Linked DNA regions of Homo sapiens: region 1 is linked to region 2. Evidence: read pairs that join two places in POLR2A ChIA-PET (ENCODE). Cell type or tissue: PC-9. All regions are shown on one strand. Each heading gives the region's core, and the rest is flanking DNA. Links, peaks and the distances in the headings are about the cores only. Region 1 overlaps PKP1 (plakophilin 1). Region 2 overlaps TNNI1 (troponin I1, slow skeletal type).

Evidence for each region. ChIA-PET counts read pairs that join two places held together with the same protein. Peaks named below come from ENCODE experiments on the same cell type or tissue, not always from the same donor. Only the 100,000 strongest peaks of a DNase experiment are listed, where the experiment ranks them.
Region 1: POLR2A ChIA-PET joins it to region 2 with 9 read pairs; 3 of 35 experiments call an interaction of 5 or more read pairs at or near these places.

The regions. Positions count from the first base shown.
Region 1 is chr1:201,297,973-201,303,343 of GRCh38, forward strand. All of the region lies in intron 2 of PKP1 (plakophilin 1), which reads left to right. Among named protein-coding and RNA genes, the nearest start is that of PKP1, 17 kb to the left of the region's middle. RefSeq lists an enhancer at 4,817-5,322. In PC-9, for the core only: no CTCF peak of the experiment used is centred there; a DNase peak (open chromatin) is centred at 2,079.
Region 2 is chr1:201,400,074-201,405,438 of GRCh38, forward strand. It overlaps TNNI1 (troponin I1, slow skeletal type), which reads right to left. Exons shown (of 9, transcript NM_003281.4): 9 at 3,711-5,365. It overlaps LOC101929343 (a long non-coding RNA gene), which reads left to right. Exons shown (of 2, transcript XR_241172.3): 2 at 720-5,365. Among named protein-coding and RNA genes, the nearest start is that of LAD1, 3.4 kb to the left of the region's middle. RefSeq lists an enhancer at 4,186-4,235. In PC-9, for the core only: no CTCF peak of the experiment used is centred there; no DNase peak of the experiment used is centred there; H3K27ac peaks cover 58 bases.

The sequences.
Region 1 (5,371 bases), core at 200-5,199, 100 kb before region 2:
AATTATTTGCTGTTTATGTAAAATTCAAATATAACTACATGCCCCGTCTATCTATTTGTTAAATCTGGCAACCCTCTGTCACTATGTCTCCCCACTCATTCCTGTGATAAAAACAACACTCCTTTACGTGCTCCTCTCCTAGGCTAGGGACCCAGCAGAATTACTTTAGGCTGCAGCATTTCTGGTGAGAAAAGGAGGATTTTTGTCCCATCTTAGTTGTCCTTGTAATATGTCCCTTGAATATCTTCCTCTGGGTCAGCAAAGACGAGGATGCGGGGAATAGAGAGCTGGAGCCATGGAAAGGCACAGCCCTTCAACTCCAAAGCTGAAAACAGGCCTTGATCACATGGGTTTGTCCTCAGTGAAGCTGAGGCGTGTGGACAATTTTGATTTCCAGGGAATGGTTCTGGATTAAGATGACACTCCTTTTGTCTATCATCTTCAGCTCCAAAGGGTTTACTTATTTTTAAATCAAGAAGTGCACCCTGAGCACTTCTTCTGGGAGTCCTACCAAGTAAAAAGTTCTTAGGTGGCAGATTGCCCTACACCACCCTGCTCAGGATCTAATCAGTAGAGAGGAAAACCACTGAGGCATCATCAGAGGGAGGTCTGGAACAGGGTGACCATGGTGACTGCCACATTGAATCACTCAGTTAAATCCAGCCTGGCATGCCTAAGAGTGAGAACTCCCAGAATATAACAAGGGAGAATTCTGTCTTTGTCTTGGCATTGTCCTATTCATTGACCCCATTTCTCCTCTTTAACGCAGGACTTACTAGCAAATCTTTCTTCCAGCTTCTTCTCAGTTGTACTTGCCTAACTGATATGTCTGTATTTGACGATCCCATTGTGACAGAGTCTTGTGGACAATGTGCTAGGGGCCCTTACCCTAAGGAGAACTGATCTTGGCCACCCTAGACCTGAAGAAATGTGGATGAAGCCTCTGTTACAGATGAGAGGACTGGGGTTGCATCACACTCCAGCAGGGGATGGGAAAGCCAAGCACAGTGCTCCCCAGGTTGGTGGTTCACCCTCAGTCACAGCCATGCTAATCGAGTGTCCACAAGGGCAGAGCCATGGGCCAGGTACTGCAGAGGGGCTGCCGGGGAGAAACACGGTAGGACTCCTACCCTAGCAGCAGCAGAAACAGACTGTCCTTACCAATCCGCAGTCAACAGAGGCCATGCCCAGAGACAGCCCGGAGTGGAGGAATAAGCCCTGGACTTTGGCCAGGAACTTCACTAGCCATGTGACTCTTAGTCAAGTCTGCTCCTTAACTAGCTGTGTGACTCTAGTCAAGTTCTTAATCTAGCTGAACCTCAGCTTGCTTATCTCTGAAATGGATGAAAATTCCTGTCTCAAAGAGCAGTATGAAGTTTATGGATGTGACATACCAGATCAGCAGTGGGAGGCGTGGATTCCAGTCTCAGCTGGGCTGCTACAAACTGAGGGATCTGGAGTGGACTTCACCTCTCTAGACCCTGGCTTTCTCAATTATGGAGCAAGGCAATTGGACTAAAGCACAGCCAAGGACTCACTTAGGGTTGCATGTGGCTTGAGAGCTGACTCTGAGTAGCTACAGGGAGCTAAAGTCTGTGTGCTGGTCCCTCCAGGGTCAGAGGTAGTGTTAATTCCTCCAGCCCAGATTTTTGCTTCAAGCCTACAGATGGATAAAAGCTTCTTAATTTCCTCTTTGCTTTCATCTGAGCACTCCAGGCACCAGGAAAACAGCAGTTAGTTAGCCCTTGCAACAGGATGAAAAGATGGTAGGACTTCATTTACTTTAGCTTCACAGACAGGGAAACTGATGCACAACAAGTAGCTCTGCTGAGTAACTACCCTAACTTAAAACAGACCCAACTCCCTCTTTCCAAACCATGTGTCTCAGCTCCAAATGCCACTTTCTAGGTGTATGAGCTGGGTTCCTTCGGCAGTGCCTGCCGGGCCTCTCGTCTTTTCTTGAAAAGTCCAGGTGAGGGACTGATAGTAGACCACAGCCTCCTACTCCCAGGCAGGCATGGATCCTGCTCCAAGAGGGAGCAATTGATGTGTTTGCCAACTCAGTGTCCCCGCTGCCAACTCATGACTCACCCCCACCCAGCCCTGGGAGATAGGAGAGTCCTACAAGGGCCCCAGGCTCTCACCCCAACAAGAAGAGGCAATGATCCTACTTGCCAAGGGACAGAATGTGCCTCTGAGAGAAAATGGAGGCAAGTGAGCGGGAGCGGGCGGGCCGGCTCCAGGGGCACCCCTCCCTGTGGAAGGAGCATGCCGTGTGCTTTCACAGACAAACTGCTGCCACTGGGACACTCCCTGTATTAAACTGAAGGAGAAGCCTATGGCAAACACTGGTGTCTGGGTACTCCTTGGGAGGGGCCCTCCTTTCTAAGCCACAGTCCATCAGAGTGGCTCTGCTTCCCCTAAGAAGCTTCTGTTGCCCTTAGGGTTGGGCTGAGCTCGGGGAGCTTCCTTTCTGGGCTTGCTCTCCCCTCCATGGCAGGTGAGTTGAGGCTCTGCCTCCTGGCTGAGGACTGGGTAAGCCAGGGAGGCCCCTTTAGAGCCCAGAGAGAATGTGGAGAAAAGGAACAAACATTGGTCTGAGGGCTGGTTTCCCGTGACTGTGTTGGGGACTCCTCTTCTGCTGGGCCTCAGGCTTATCATCAGCAAGACTAGATGGTGGCTCAGACCACCTCCTTGTAACTCTGACGTCTGGCTTCTGTGTCCCTCTTTTGGGGAGAGAAGTCAGAGAATGGCCCCATGTCAGCAGCATGGGCTTGCAAAGGGAGGAGGACACGGTTCCAGTGAACAAATGCAAGTGGTGTCCTCCAAGGGCAAGCTCCAGGTGCAGGAAGTCGGGATCGGCTCCTGGAGGAGCTGAGCTTTGAACTGAGTGTGCAAGGAGAGAGGGCTGCCCTTAGCAGACAGGATGGAGGGCAGAGCAGGAATGCCCCTAGGTCTGGACTGTGGTCTGAGAGTACCTTGCTGACTGTTCACAAAGCATAGGCATCCCCTGCAAGGAGGGCAACTGGTTCCATGTTGCCAGCTCCTGAGGTCTCCTAAGCCTCCCAGGCCTTCATCACAAACCCACAACAATGCTCCTCAGGGCCGAGTGAGCACGCTGGCCCCTCCATCCTCCTGCCCCAGGGAGGAGCACCAGACCCAGGAGAGGGCAGACTCCCACCAGTCACTGTCCTGATAGTGTGGACCCTTGTAGAGGAATGGAGAGGGAAGGCCAGGGCAATTTGGTCAGGATGTGCAGGGAGACTTGTCACTGCTAAGGGACTCAGTGTGGCAGCTGCTTAGCAAGTGGGGAGCACCAAGCTTTGGCAGCCCAGGATGCGATCAGCAGCGGATCCTTCTCAGGATGTCTGCAGGAAGGAACTCCACTCTCCCCAGAGACAACAGAAGCCAGTTCTCCTTCCTTTAGCTTCACTAATCAACAACTAATCTTCCTCCATCATTTCCATTCATGTTGTGTAGAGCTCTGAGTTGATGGCTAGGCTGGGAACACTTATGCTTGGATGGGCCTGGGGCTCGATTTCTTCCATTCTGATGAGATACTGTGAGGCAGACAATTCCCTGGCCACAGAGAATGGAATTCTGTCTTCTCCGGAGAAGGAAGCTTCTGGATGAGTCGGCTGTTGCTCTCTCCCCTTCTCCCCTAATATGAAACTTTAGAGAGAAGATTTGAAGAATCAAGGATAATTATAAACTTTTTTATTTTGCCCCAGCAGAAATTGGTGGAGTTTCATTTTGGGCTTTTTTTTTTTTCTTTTGGCCCTGACAAAAACTAATCTACTCAACCAACCAGTATTTAAAGTCCTTACGCTATAGTTGAAAACAAATAACAGACAAAACAACAGCACAAGAAGATATAATTAAAAGCTAAATTTTGCAGCACACGCTAACTTAAACCTCTCCAGGCCTCGGTTTCCTCATCTGTCATTGAAGGCGTGGGACCAGATGACCTCCAAGCCTTGCTTCCCCAGCTTCAGTTCTGAGTCTTGGACATCTGGGGAGGGGGTCTTGGGTTCTGGATGAGCCGCAGGTGGTGGCTTTCGAGCCTGTTTCAGCTGCGCTGTGTCCTCAGTCAGCTCTCAAGGGAGAAGTGCTCCAACCCGCGGCACCTGGTTATTTAATAATCCCTTGAATTAGTGTAGCATTTTGAACTTGTACAAACTGCTTGTGTTTTCATCTCCTGACTTGATCCTTCAGTCTTTGTGAGCTCAGTAGGTGGACCAAGCTTTGTTATTCTCATTTTATTTGCAGGGAAATCAAACCACAGAAAAGTGTAGGGGCTTGCCTGTGACCTCACAGATAGATCTGGCAGAACTGAGTCTGGACCCCAGTGGACTTTGAGCGGGGTGTGAAGAGCAAGAGGAGGGAGGGACCTAGAAGGGCAGGGGGAGAAGTGGGCCAAGCCTCTCCTGCTGGCCAAGTTTCGAAGCCAGCAAGCAGGGCATGGGATTAAGTCATCAAAATACAGTCCTGGGGGTATCTTCTGGTGCCTTATTTCTGCTTTGAGAGTTTTCCTTTTGTCACTAGACTCAGCGAGACAAATGCAGCAGAATTTCCCAAGCGGGTGGAAGAGCCGTCCCCACCCTTTGCAAGGGTGAGGCTCTACTTTCTCCCCCAGGGCCCTGGCATGTCTCTACGGAAGCCTGCCTGCCCCAGGAGAGCAAACTCAGCTGAAAACAAAATCAGCTCAGGCACGGGGAGGGGACGGGGGATCTGTAGAGACACAGGTGGGGAGAAAAGCAGCTCTAGACCCGGAGCCCCTCCCCTCCCGCCCCCACAGCGTGCCCAAGGGCGAGGCCTGGAAGGGGATGAAGACAGGCTGGGAAGGAGGCCGCTTGTGACTTCAGCAAGGGGTGAATCACAGGCTGCCGAACTGCCGAACTGCCTTCCTTCAGAAGAAGCCTTACAGGGCATGCTGTGGTTGGGGAAACTGAGGTTCAGAGAGGCGAGGCGACGGCCTGAGGCTGCACAGCTAGGCAGGGGAGACCAAGACTGGAGCATGGTCTCCTGACTCCTGGCTCAGGGCTCCTGGTCACACTGGCACATCATGGTACTTTTGCCACTACGGGCAATCATGTTTCCCAGACATTCGTCATTTGCATTCTACTGTCACAATTTTTGCAAAATCATACCAACTATTATTTACTTATTTTTAAGGGAATTACTTATCAGTTCCACTGCACTTATTTATTTATTCATGTATTTATTTTAGAGACAGGGTCTCACTATATTGCCCAGGGTGGTCTTGAACTCCTGGATTCAAGCAATCCTCCCGCCTCAGACTTCCAAGTAGCTGCAACTACAGGCACGTGCCAGTTTTAGAGATGGGGTCTCACTATGTTGCCCAGGCTGG
Region 2 (5,365 bases), core at 366-5,365:
GGCAGGGTGTATAATAAGGGCAGAGGAAGCTCAGTTTTTCTTCCCCAAGGAAAGATTAAACACAGATATCTAGGACTCGAATTTTGGAGCACCGTGAGACAGCTCAGGCACCCCTGACACCACCTGGCTCCCTTTAGGTGCCCATCTGGGCTGGTGCGGGGCCAGGTGCTTTCTATCCAGGAACCAGCCTCAGGTGGGCTTGGGCTAAGAGAGGGTCAGGCGTTGAGCATGGGGAATCTTATCTTCCCTGATGGATCTGAACTGCAGGGTCAGCGCACAGTTGCTGTTCCTGCCCTGAGAGGAAGGAGGCACAGCCCCAGCGCCAGGATGAGAATATCAAAAGGGAGCCTGAGCCAGAGCCAGAACTGCCCTCATGCTCCTGGGCCTCGCTGCCCAGCCTCAGCCTCTCTTTGGTGCTCATGTCAGGCCTTCCAGCTCTGAGATCTCACGGCAAAGGGCAAGCTAGCTGCCGGGCAGAAGCCTGGAAACACAGACACAGCCAGCCTGTTGAGATTCCCCCTCCCGAAGTACCCCCTCCTCCAGGGAGCCTTCCTTCTTGGCAAGGGTGGGACGAGGTCCAGGACATGAGAACTGGACTGGTAACTTGCACACTTGAGCTCTGATTCTGACATTTGTGAACTGTGTGACTTGGGACAAACTCCTTCAGTTTCCTTATCTGTGGAGTGGATGTTACGATACCTTGCTCTGCTTCCTTCCAGGTTGTGGAAATCATATGAGTTCCCTGCTAGTGACATTGGAGTGCACAGATGAATATCGACAAGGCTCCAGGGAGTTCTGAACAGAGGCCAAGGCAGGCCCTGGAGCTGTATGCTGCTTACAGGAAAAGAGAAAGAGGGGACCCCAATAGTCTAGGTCCCTGGATCCTCTGACCCGGGGCCTGACACTGTCAGGGAAGCTGCTGTCTCCCTAGGGACCTACTGAATGTTCTTCCCATGGCTGGTCAGTGCTGACACCTCAACACAGGAAGAGAAATACTCCTATGAAGTCATCTGAAGCCTGGTCATGCCAGGGACACTTCACGAAGGCAGGAACAGTCCTGTTTCTAAAAGCCCAAAATCTAACAGCCTCTCTACAGATATAAAAGCCCAAAGACATGGAAAGTTTGTATGCAGACAACCCTAGAAGTAAGGAAAAGTGAATGACATATATGTCAATGCCCAGAAAGTTCCTTGAGATCAGACACTGTACATTTATGGGATACTTTCTAAGTGCCAGCTACTGTACTTGGTGCTGGATCAGTGCATCCATTTCCCGGGGCTCCCGTGATGAAGTGCCACAAACTGGATGGCTTTAAACAACAGAAGTTTACTCTCTCACAGTTCTGAAGGTTAGAAGTCTGCCATGAAGATGTGAGCACAGCCAGCCTCTCTCCAAAGGCTCCAGAGGAGAATCCTTCCTTGCTTCTTCCCAGAGCTCCTTGGCATACAGCTGCATTACTCCAAGATTTGCCTCTCTTGTCACACAGCATTCTGCCTGTGTCTCTTGTTTGTGTTCAAGTATCCCTCCACCCTAATTTAGTATGACCTCATTTTAGCTTGATTATGCCTGCAAATACCCTATTTCCAAATGAGGTCACATTCACAGGTACCAGAAGTTATGAATTGAACACATCTTTTTTGGGATGTGTTCTACCCATTATAATTCATTCTACCCACTATAATCACAAGTGGCTTTGACATTCAGTGACACAAAGATGATAAGGACTCGGTTCCTGACCTCAGGACATTCTCAGTCTATCAGTGAAGACAAACACATGCTGGTGAACACACACACATACACAAGCACACATATACCCCGAGCCTCATTCAAGTCAGACTGTGATTAAAAATGGAAATTGTGTCATCAGGAGGGATTGGGGAAGTCTTCACACAAGAAAGAACATCTAAGTTGGGCCTTGAAGGGTAAGTGGAATTCAACTGTCAGAAAGGGTGTAAGGGCATCCAGCTATAGGACACAGCATAAACAAAGACATTGGGACATAAACATGAAAGGTGTGTGTGGAACAGAGAGAAGACTAGTCTGCGTGAAGCATTGAGCCCCTTCCAAGGCTGAAAAGAAAGGTTGGAGACAGGTAGTAAGGACTTTGTGTGTTGTGCTAAAGAGTCAGTCAGCCTTGGCCGGTTATGGAGACTCACACGTGTAATCCCAGCATTTTAGGAGGCTGAGGCGGGCAGATCACTTGAGGTCAGGAGTTCAAGACCAGCCTGGGCAACATGGCAAAACCCCATCTCTACTAAAAATACAAAAAATGAGCTGGGCGTGGTGGCACACATCTGTAATCCCAGCTATTTGGGAGGCTGAGGCAAAAGAATCACTTGAACCTAGGAGGCAGAGATTGCAGTGTGCCAAGATCACACCACTGAACTGCACTGCACTCCAGCCTTGGCAACAGAGCAAGACTCTGTCTCAAAAAAAAAAAAAAGCCTTTATCCTGTAGAATTAAGTTGAATATAGAAAATGAGAAGGGTTTGGAGGCAGTGTGGCAAGAGATCACACTGGAAGGGAGACAGCTTAGGGGGCTATTTTTTATAGTCAACAAAAGAAATGAAGGCCCTGAGCAAGGGCACCAGGAGGATGGGGAGGAGAAGGTGTTGGCAGGAGTTTTGGAAGGCTGGATGGCCAGGACTGAGTTGATTGACTACGGCTTGTGAGGGAGGAGAAATCTAGGTGACTCCCATCTCCCTGCTGGAGGGACTGGGTGAATGAGATGCCATTGATGAGACAGGGATGTGAGAGCAGGAGATCTAGGGAGGGGTGACTTTAGACCACCGAGGGTTTCTCAGCCTCAGCATTATGGCCATTTCAGCCTGATAATTCCTTGTCGGGGGCTGTCTGTGCATTGTGAGATGGTCACCAGCATCCTTGGCCTCTACTCATTTGAATTTAACATCCCTGAAGACAGCCGGATGGAGCTGCCCAATAGATGGTTGGGTGTTGGAGCGGGGGAGCTCAGGAGACAGCTTTGCATTGTGTTTTCCATAGCATGCAAGGGCCCTTGCTGAGTAGGAAGGAGGAGGGAATGACTCCTTGTGAGCAGCGAGGTTGGAGTTCAAGTTATCTGTGCCCATGCCCTGGCTCCCCAAGCATCTTGTGGGTGCCTTGAGAAGAAAAAGAATGTCTTATTTGCCTCAGTATCCCCTCAATACTATGCCTGGCAGAGTTGGTGCTTAATAAAGGTTTAGAGAATTGCACTAACTTGATTTGGAAAGAACAGGAAAACCCAAATAGCCTGAGAGCCCCTGCCAAGAGTAACATTTGGAAGCTGAGTCAGGAAGAAGCTGAGATCAGGTGAGGTTAAGTATCCAGGATCTCTGGTCTCCAGGATCTGCCAAAACCAGGATGTGGAGCATCAGCAACTGTCATAGTTGTTGATGGGAGTGTAAGTGGTACAACTAGCAAAGGTGGGGATGTCATTCTTGTCGACCCAACAGTTGCACTCCTGGGTAGAGAAGCTCTTGAACATGAGCATCAGAAGTGAGACTCATGAATATTCAAATCAGCACAATTGGTAGTGGCAGAGATCTAAATGTCTATCAGCAGGAAAGGGAATGAATGGTGTTTTCATCATTTCATCATTTCATGGCAGTGAAAATGAATGAACTACAATTATCAATAGGGATGAATTTACAACCTTAACATTGAAGGGGAAAAAGCAAAATGCATGCACTTAAGTAAGGTTTACAAAAAGATCCAAAACTGAATGATGTATTAGGAATTCATAAATACGTAGTAACATTATGAAGAGAACCAAGAGAATAACAAACACAAAATTGAGGATTGTATTTACCTTTGTGGAGAGGAAGGGGTTGTGATTGGGGAGGGACGCATAAGGGCTTCAAAAGTATGTGCCATATCCTAGTTCTTAAAATGAGTGGTTGGCAGATGGGTGTTCACTTTACGATTCTTTATACGTACATTAAAAACGTATGCGTGTCCTGGTTACTTCCTCCAGGGACATTCCACCAGGCAGGGCTTAGCACAACTGGGAATTCCCTGGTCAAAGTCAGGGAATTTCAAGATTTTTCAGCCAGTGGTTGGGCAAGGGGTCATCTCTCTCGTCCCCTCCCTCGAGGTTCTGAGGAGCCTCAGAACAGACGTTCAACCTCTGGAATCCCCCAGAAAAAAGACTCATAGGGCAGCTTCCCCTTTCTCGGACAGGACAGAGTGGAGATCCAGGGGGATCCCCAGCCCCAACCAGCTGGCTCGAGGTCACATCCTGATATTTCAGTTCTGTTCCCATTCATGTGTCTCAGCTGAGCAACTGCCATGCTTGTGGCACTCTTAGGGGAAGGGAAGAAATGAATGAGGTGATAAGACCCACGCCCTAAAGAATCCAGGGCAGTAAGCTCCCTGGCTTTCGGTTTTTACAAACTAATAATATTGTGTAATATAAATACTGACATTGTGCTGCCACCATTTTATTTTGTGAAGTAAGAGCATTAGAAAACAATTGCCACCTACTGTCCTCCTATTCCATAAGTAAGGGCTAATTTAATACTCCAGTAATAAAACAAAGGCATGCATGCTTTTAGATCAGAGGAAGGTCGTTTCCACTGAATACATTTAGCTTTATGAAAATCTCACTACATTTGTGGCCCTGGTTTCCTCCTTGTGGGGTGGAGCAGTTGAAATTTAGGTCACAAAGAGCCAGTCAGGAGAAGAGCATCTGGGAGGCACTAGTACAGGGGACACACAGGTGTCTGTGACACTCAGGGCGGGCAGACAGGTCATCACCCTGCATTCTGCATGCCCACGCATACACACCATGCTCACCCCTTCTGATGAACAGGCACAAGCGTTCACACACACGCTCCTCCCCCAGGGGCTCCCAGGTTGGAACACCTCCCCTGACTGCCAGGCAAAGCCATACCTCTCTCCTGAACCCAGGGCAAAGGGCCAGGCTCACCCAGCCTGTGCCAACCAGTGAGAGAGGCCAATGGTTGGCACTGGAGCCAGTTGGGGTGCTGAGTTGAGGCCAGAGATGGGCAGCCTGTTCAGATCCCTGGGCGTTTGCCTCTGGCCAGGAGACCAAAGCCCTGTCCACATCCAATTTCCTCAGACTGGGAGTCTGGGGACCTACTTCCTAGCTCCAGTTAGGTTTGTGACCTTGAGCAAGTCACCCTCCCTCTCTGGTCCTTCGGACATTGACCGCAGTGCTCTGGGCCAGTGCTATGGGGTTTTCGAGGCTCACCCTGCTCAGCCTTCGTCTCAGGGGACCCACAAGCCAGCCTAGAAGTGTGTCTTGGAAGGAAGAGAAAACCCTTGCCCGTCACCTTTAATGAAAGACCCACAGGCAGACAAGCTTTGGGGATGTCTGAGGAAAGAGACCTGATGGGGGTCAGGA